Regions from separate parts of the Homo sapiens genome. Here region 1 is linked to region 2. The links are chromatin contacts, found by Hi-C or POLR2A ChIA-PET in ENCODE. All regions are on one chromosome and are shown on one strand. The core of a region is the stretch at or near the end of the contact, and the rest is flanking DNA. Distances in the headings are between cores, read along the strand shown. Region 1 holds the start of DNAJC6 (DnaJ heat shock protein family (Hsp40) member C6). Region 2 holds the start of RAVER2 (ribonucleoprotein, PTB binding 2).

What was found. Hi-C counts contacts between places; a loop is a spot of excess contacts on that map. ChIA-PET counts read pairs that join two places held with the same protein, here RNA polymerase II (POLR2A).
Region 1: a loop to region 2 is called in a map with no recorded cell type, with 2.0 times the contacts of the local background. The contact joins the promoter of DNAJC6 here to the promoter of RAVER2 in region 2. A Hi-C loop is called at or near these places in 1 of 37 single-sample maps with no recorded cell type. POLR2A ChIA-PET finds 5 or more read pairs at or near these places in 2 of 52 experiments (HEK293 and HepG2).

The regions. Positions count from the first base shown.
Region 1 is chr1:65,306,367-65,310,813 of GRCh38, forward strand. It overlaps DNAJC6 (DnaJ heat shock protein family (Hsp40) member C6), which reads left to right and starts at 3,177. Exons shown (of 19, transcript NM_001256864.2): 1 at 3,177-3,572. The coding sequence starts at 3,380. DNAJC6-AS1 (DNAJC6 antisense RNA 1) reads right to left here and starts at 2,868. Exons shown (of 3, transcript XR_007066155.1): 1 at 2,129-2,868; 2 at 67-219.
Region 2 is chr1:64,742,774-64,746,678 of GRCh38, forward strand. It overlaps RAVER2 (ribonucleoprotein, PTB binding 2), which reads left to right and starts at 2,302. Exons shown (of 12, transcript NM_001366165.2): 1 at 2,302-2,648. The coding sequence starts at 2,400. RefSeq lists silencers at 1,956-2,055, 2,076-2,275.

The sequences.
Region 1 (4,447 bases), core at 1,927-4,426, 560 kb after region 2:
ATGTATTATATTCTCTGGAAATGAAAATCACAGATCAAAATCCTACATAGGTCATGGCATACATACCTTGATCTCTTAGCCCACCCCAAAAGTGATGTGGCATCTGCTGTGACAGGATAGCATTTGGAATGAGGTGTGTATGAAGGGGATGGGGTGGAATAGAGCCTGGTTCCTCAGTATTCCTCAGTGTCACTAATCTTCATCAAGTTAATAAAGCACCTGAAGGCAGCAAGAGAAAAGACAAAGGGAATGATTGCTGTCCCCAGAAGAGGGCATCTTATCCTTTGCCGTTGTCTCATGTATGATGTAGTATTTTTGAGATAAGTTATGAAGTAGTCTTGAGTTTGGAAAACCAAGAGTTAGGCTGTAAATGTTCACCTTGTGTTTGACCAGTGCCACCTCCCTTAAGCCCAAATTCTCATTCAAAGTTACAAAGACAATTTTCCATTAGGATATCCCTGGAAAAAATAATATTTAGCCTTTATTGAGCTTTTCCCATTTGAAAAACTAAGACTGCCAGGCGCTGAGCTTAAAGCTGCACCCAAGACAGACCAATAATGGTAATAGAGAACAATTGTTAAGTACTACTCTCTCTCTCAATCTGTTTCTCTCTCTCTCTCTCTCTCTCTCTCTCTCTCTCTCTCTCTCTCTCTATATATATATATATATATATATGTTAGGTACTAATCTAATTCTTCTATATAATGATGGTACTCATATTATGCTTGTTTTATAGAGTAGAACAGTGAGATATTCATTGATAAGTATATGAATTTGATCTTTAGCACAGTAAAGAAAATTTTAATGTTGAAATTGGTGCATATCCAAATTTAGGCCCAAGCCCTAGTTTTTAGGCTGTTGTAAATTAACCTAGTTATTGTATTTTCCTGCCTTAATATGCTTCTTATATCTTCAATTTTATAGGATTATTAATAGTTATCCTGATTGACTTTATTTATATTAAGTATAAAGATAAAATTCTTATAGCCCATTCAGATTTTTCTTTACACTTGCAAACTCCAGAGATAGATATTGAAAAATACAAAGGCATATGTCTCATCTATAATTTCTTTCAGCAATATGTCTGCAAGTTGAGCAAAAATAACTGAAAGTGCTCTTTTTGAAAATAATAATTTTCACTTTTCAAAAATGATCCTGTATTTATTTATTTATTTTTTGAGACAGGGTCTCAGTCTGTCACTGAGGCTGGTTCTAAATTCTATTAATCCAATGATTATAGTCCAGCATTTGTCAGGGCACATGATGAACACTAGGTATTTACTGTCCCTGTGTGTCTGTAATGAATTAAAAGAAAAAGTACAGAGAAAGATTATTTAAGATGTTATGGGAAAAGATTTACTAGACTTCACAGAATTATTACTTTAGTCAAGTAACTAAAATAATTCAATCTGACAGATTTGGAAAATTGAAAGTATAAAAATTTGTTTTAAAATTTTTATTGCAGTTTTTCCTGCCACCATTCAGATTGTTTGATCTTGTTATAAATGAGCATTAACTCTGATTTGCAATTCAGGTCACACCATACCTCATCAAAGAATGCAGTTGGGAAAGCAACTGGCCAGGAAGTTTAGGTTTCCCCAGAAGGACTGGAAGGATTTAGAAAACATTTCTTTGGACTTCTTCTGGTTGATGCTCTTCCTACAAGAATCTGTGTTTGGGTGATCCTTGTACAGGAAAATGTCTCTTAGTCCAATTTATTTTATGTAGAACTGTGTAGAGCTAGAGCTTCCCGGAAACTTTCTGAGACCCAAATCATCTGGACTGAAGTCTCTTAGATGCTATTGTTTGATTTTGTGTCCTTAGGTGATTGATATAAGGACAGCAAGAGAAAACCATGTAAGATGAGAAGAAAGCAAAGCTGGCTTTGTGTATGGGCTCAAGTACATTTTACATGCACGTACTTTTTTCCTGTTTTGGTGAGGAAACTCTGTCAAATGACTCTTGACGGGCGCCTCACTTAGTCCCTCCAAGTTTTAGTAGAGAAAATGATAATTTTTAACCAAGACTTACTTGATCTTGACCTAAGATGATGAGAATGAGCAATCCTTCTGAAATCTTATTATTTTAGGTGAAAATAAACATTCGATAATTACATTTTAAGACTTACCAGAGTTTATCCAGGTTTTGTTCAGATCCAGAACTTATACAATGTCGGAGTCTTCTTTTAAGAATACACGATGACAGATACAAAATTAGGTACACAGCTTAATTAACTTCATGATAAATTCTCTTCTGATTATGAGTTACTGCTTTCTTTGGCCAGAATTGTGAAAGAAAAATAAGGCGTGAGGCTAGAGGATGGGGAAAAAAAATCCTTGTCTATCTTGCTTCCCAAGCAGGCCTTCAAGCTAGCTAACTGAAACAGTCTTTTCTCCAGGTCCTAAGGTAAATGGTGGCGGATCTGAAAATGCGTCGGACTTAACCTTGCCCTTCTCCCCAGTTTATTCGCTCAACAAAGAGTTCTAAACAGTCACATCTGCTCTCTAGGCAGAACGGACGCTGCCTCCTAGTATTAGAATACCCAACTCTTTGATATCTCCCTTAGGGATCATCCCTATTCTGGAGAATGTGCAAAATATTGCTCTTCCTTTATATCCTAGCATAGATATATTCTGGCACTTAACATGCATTCTTTTTCTGTTGAATTGAGTTACAAGTCAGTTCTCTAGGACGGTTACCGTCCTGGTGGCTTTGGCGGAATCTTCCGGTGAAAATAGGCTAAGTTGCATGAAATGGGTGTGTCTGGATTTTACCACAAGACCCCTGGTCCTCAAAGCTTCGCAGGCCGAGATACCTCGCCCCTTTCTTCTCTGTCACACGCGTGCGAACACACCCTCCCAACCCACGTCGTAGTAGTCCCCTCCCCCGACCACCCCGCCCCGTTTCCCTTCAACCCCCCTCCTCACGAACCTCCCCTCCCTTCCTACCTCCCTTTCCTTCCCTCCCCGCGGGCCAGCGGCTTTGGCGCTGCCCTGCTGCGCGGCGGGGCGACGCGGCGACACCTATAGGATTGCTTCCGGGCACTCCTCAGCCAGGAGGTGCTGGCCTGGGGCCCGGAGCTCGGCAGGGCCGGGCGGCTCCGCGGCGTTGGCCCAGAGGACGCGCGCCCCCGCCCGGCCGCGTCTCCTTCCCTCCCTCCCTCCTCCCGGCGCCCCGAGCCGAGCTCAGCCCAGGGCGGCGGCTTCGCCTCGCCCGGCGAAGCTTCTCTCCGGTGGCCGCTCCTTCTTTTCCCTCCTCTTTGCGTCATGTCGGGCACTTAATTTTTTTTTTTTTTTAATTCCTTCTTCAGCCCTTTCCACCTTCCATCTCCCTTTTCGCTTCCCAGGTTGATTATTTTCTCTTTTCTCCGGGCTTGCCCATGAGCCTCCTCGGGAGCTACCGGAAAAAGACCAGCAACGATGGTTATGAATCTTTGCAGCTGGTGGACAGTAACGGGGACTTAAGTGCGGGAAGCGGCGGGGTTGGCGGCAAGCAGAGAGTGAACGCCGGGGCAGCGGCGCGGAGTCCCGCCCGACAGCCTCCGGACCGCGCCAGCACCATGGACAGCTCAGGTAGCGCTGCCCGAGGGGAGTGCAGCGCTGAGCCCCGCGCGGCCTCCGGAGCCTCCCAGTCGCCCGGCCCGAGGCCCCCCCGTGGTCCCCCAGCCCCGGTTTGCGAGAGAGCCGGGCTGGAGGCGAAGGCTTCTAATACCACCTGGGTGTCGAGTCTCTAATTTCTCTCATCCAGGGAGCTACGAAACGTTAGATCAGTCCTGAGGCCCAGAGACTGTAGCGAGCTCCTCCTAATCTCTCTAGACTGCTGAATACGGCAGCTGGGGGCGGGGAGGGGGAGGGAAGGAGGAGGGGAGGGGTGGAGAAGAGAGGGGAGCGGGTGGGGCGAAGAACGGCTTGGGAGGAGGGCTGGGAGAGGCAGCTGCTTTCACTGCCCAGCTGGATGAGGGGGAGAGGTGAAGGAGCATGTGCGTTGATTGTTTTTGCAGCATGCAGACGGTATTTATTCCAATTGTTATTCTTGCAATGCTGATGCTATTTGCAATTCTGTAAAGCTCTGCCACATCTTAACTCAGCCGTCTGCTAGGGTTAATGTTACCTTTCTCCTGCAGTTTTTAACCTGGGATCTAGAGCTCTTTTACACAGCTTTTACTGTTTGCACAATGAAATTTATTTCATGTGTTGGCTTTGATCTTGTTTGTCCTTTTGCTTGAGTGTACAGATTTCATAAACCTTTACATGTAGGGACAAGGAAATTCCTCTAAACTTTGTATCGGGGCTTGCAACTGTCTTTTATAAAAGGTTTGGCAAGTTAGAGTCCTCTCTTGGAACTGCTGTTGGCATTTGCGATTTCAATAGCAAAACAGTCATTTAATATATCCATGTTGGACTAGGAGTATTATTATAGCTATTTGCTTACTTCTGCAGGGAACCAG
Region 2 (3,905 bases), core at 1,052-3,551:
TCAAAGAATGTACTTTTCAAAGTCTCTCAGCTCTACAAAATAGGGCCTTATTGGAGTTTAAAATGTATACCTTTTAAAATCAAAGGAATACAATTTAAAAGCAAAATGATACATTAATACTAGAATATCATGGATGCAAGCAGAGAAATAAGTGCTCTTATACAATGCTTGTGATAGGGAAAACTGAGGTAAGTTTGTAAATACATACAAAAAATCCTTAAATATGCTTACTCTAGATGCAGAAATTTTGCTTCTAGTTCTTCACTCTGTGGAAAAGTAATGATCTTCAAATATGTATAGAGGGTTAAACTCAGTGCTGTTTACAATAGATAAAAATAATAGGAAATACTAATGCTAGGAAATAAGTGAATTTTCTAATTCAACAGAATAATATGCAGCCATAAAAACCATGGTATTCAAATACATTGGCATAGAAAGGGATTCAGCAGACATACTGTAAAAAGCAGAAAACAGAGCTGTAAACTACAGAATATCATTCAAAAACATTTTTATGCAGTAATAGTCACGTAATAAAATTAATATTTTAAAAGTGAATAGTTCAGTGACTATTTAGTACATTCATATTATTGGGCTACTGCCCCCTCTGTCTAGTTCCAAAACTAGATTTTCATCATTCCATAAGGATGTTTGCACCCATTACCTTCTCCTCCAGCCCTTGGTAAACACCAATCTGTGTTCCGCTCTATGAATCTACCTATTCTGATATTTTATACGCATGGAATCATACAATATATGACCTTTTGTCTCTGGCTTCTTTCATTTAATGCTTTGGAGGTTCGTCCACCTTGTAGGGGTCCTTAATTCCTTTTTATGGCTAAAAATATTTCTTAGCATATATATATCCCACGCTTTGCCTATCTGTTCATCAATAAATGGACATTTGGGTTGTTTCTATCCTTTGGTTACCAGGAATAGTGGTGGTATAGAAGGGTGTATTGCCGAATATCATTTTAATGATACAAGTATTAGCAGCCATTATTTTTGGGTGGACGGATTACGGGTGAATTATTTTATGTTATTCAGAACACTGGGCTTTGGAATCAATCAGAACAGATCCCATTTCCTCACGTGTAAAGTGAGGAAAACAAAACCTACGTAATTGAATGATCATGAAGAGTAAATAAATATGTATATGTAAAGCATTTAGAAATGCGTGGTTGGGGGGAGCACATGGTAAGGACTGAATTTGTAGTATTTTTAAAAAATCTTTAAAACATTTTGTTTTTCTTTTAATTAGTGTTAAAGTCTTTTTTTTTTTTTTTTTTTTTTTTTTGCTAGTGTACTTGCATGCTACACAATTAAGATGCATGGTCCCCTTCGCTGATGGTCACCTGGGCTAGTGCCAAAGGCTGCTGGATTGTTTGATCTGATGACATCCGTTTGACTAAGTATAGTTCTACACTGTAACTCTCCCTCCAAGTTTCAATTAAAATAATGTTCCAAGCAGCGTATTCTCCAGCCCCTCTGCCACAGCTCCTTTTCCATTCTAGTCTTTGTTTCAGCATCACTTTCCATGTTGCAGACCCAACTACCCAGGTTTTACATTTTAGGAACTGCATGACAGGGACAGAGGGACAGGTGAAGGGCACAGGCTTTCTCATACACAGCTAGCAAAATACATTACGATCAGGTTTTACCAAATACATAACATTTCTCCCACAATGTCCCTCTTTTTACTCCCCAGAAAATCTCATTGTAAACTCAAACTTTGCCAAATATGCTCTTCTTGAACCAACAGAAGGGTTACCATCGGGAGCCAGCCGGGCTGCAGGAGGCGCCCTCCTGCCACCCCTCCAGCCCCATCTCGGGTGTGGGAAGACCGAGTTCGCGCCCGCAGCCCCCGGGCCGCCCCAGCGCGGGAGTTTCGAGGGGAGCCGGGGGAGAGCTGCGGCGTCACATGGGGGGCCAGCCGGGGACAGGCGCCTGGGGCTGAGTCTCCCGGCGAAGCCACCGCGAAGGGGCCGCATCCCCCAGAGAACGACCCTGGGCGTTCGCGAAGGCCTCGCAGAGAGGGGGAGCCCGCCTGCGCGTCCGCGCCCTCACAGGTGTCCGGGTGGCGGCGCCCGGCCCCGCCTGCGGACCCGCGAGAGGCGGGCGCGGGCGCGCCTGTGCGCCGGGGCCGGGGGCCGGCGGGGGAGGTTCCCGCGAGGTGGTTCTCGGGCTCCTCCTCGGCGCCTCAGGTTTCCTCTCCCCGCCAGCAGGCTGCTGGCTGCGGCGCCGCCTCTCTCTACTCCCTCCTCCCACCGCCCCCCTTCCCCGCGGTTGGGCCCACTCTGCGGCCTCTGCCCGCCTCGCCCTCGCCCGGGCCTCCTCCCGCTTTCTCTCTCCGCTTCCCCTGGAGCCTCCGAGGAGTCCGCAGCCGCTGGGCGCCCGGGAAGATGGCGGCGGCGGCGGGAGACGGCGGCGGCGAGGGGGGCGCGGGCCTGGGCAGCGCGGCGGGGCTGGGGCCGGGGCCGGGGCTGCGCGGGCAGGGCCCCTCAGCCGAAGCGCACGAGGGCGCCCCGGACCCGATGCCCGCCGCGCTGCACCCTGAGGAGGTCGCCGCGCGACTGCAGCGGATGCAGCGGGAGCTGAGCAACCGCAGGAAAATCCTGGTGAAAAACCTGCCCCAGGACAGCAACTGCCAGGTACTGGGACGGTGATAGGGGCGACGCGTCCCGAGGGGCGGCGGGGCGGCGCTCCGTGTCCAGGCTGGGATCGGGGGCGCCTCAGAGCGGTCCTGGGGAGTGGGTCGGCGCCGAGTGGTGAGAGCGGCCCCTCGGTTTGACTGAGTTCTTGGGGTTTCTAGCCTGCAGACGCCCTGCCAGGGAGGGGGGCAGATTGGGAAACTGAGGCTCTGAGTGGCGAAGCGGCTTCTCCAAGGTCACGGGAATCAGGGGCTGCTGCCTCCAAGTTCGGCCCGGTCTTTCCTTCCCCTACGGCCGTAGAGGAGTAGGAGGTGAAGGAGAGTGGAGGTGAGTTGTGGAGCACACATTTTGCGGGGGGGAGCGGGGGTAGAGGGGGCCGAAGCTTCGGGAGCACCTTGGCAGGGGCGAGGGCTCCAACGTATAGTCCCCGGTGCTCGGGAGTGCCATAGGGGGCAGGGGCACGAGAGAGCTGGGAGTGAGTTTCGCTGTTGTTGCAGAAGCACTTGCCCAAGTTTCTATGAAACAACTCTGTCTTCTCAGTTTGCTAAGGCCCCAGAATAGAGTTATTGCTGCGCTCCTTGGAGCCTTGCAGCCGCCTCCTGCTACGCCAAGTACAGTACTGGAGGGTTTGTTCTCAGTGACTTGGATGAGGTTTAAAGATAGCTACTCTGTGTATTTAATCCAGATTAACTGTTGCTTTTAAGATTAGAAACTCTGCATCTATTTAACTTTTTTTTTCCCCTGATTTCAAAAGCTGCATGCTCATTGTAGGAGAGCTAGGAAAGACAGAGAAGCACAAAGGGGACACAGAAATTACCCATATTTCTGATACCTGAAGATAACCATTGTTATCCTGGGATGTTGTTCTTTTCTCTTTTCCTATGCATATATATTTTTGTTTTATCAAAAGCTTGAAATCATTTCTTTGATTCTTCAGGATTTCTTAGCTGTCTGGATGTTCACACATGTTTCACATATAACCTGAATTTATATACTGCTCCGAGTGTGGTGGGCTGTCCTGGTAGTTGCGGATTTGTAGTTCCTCCTGTAACCGGATGCATGAAATTGCAAGAGGGCTGGCTATTGACAATTGCATGGCAGTTCTTCCATGTGACTTATAAAATAATGAGACCAATGCCCCATTACTATGTAATGAGACCTTACATAGCCATTCACAATAAATATGAACATATAACCTTATAACCCGTAGGCATGGGGGGCTATTTTGTTTCAAAATGCAGTGTCTGTCAGTATTGT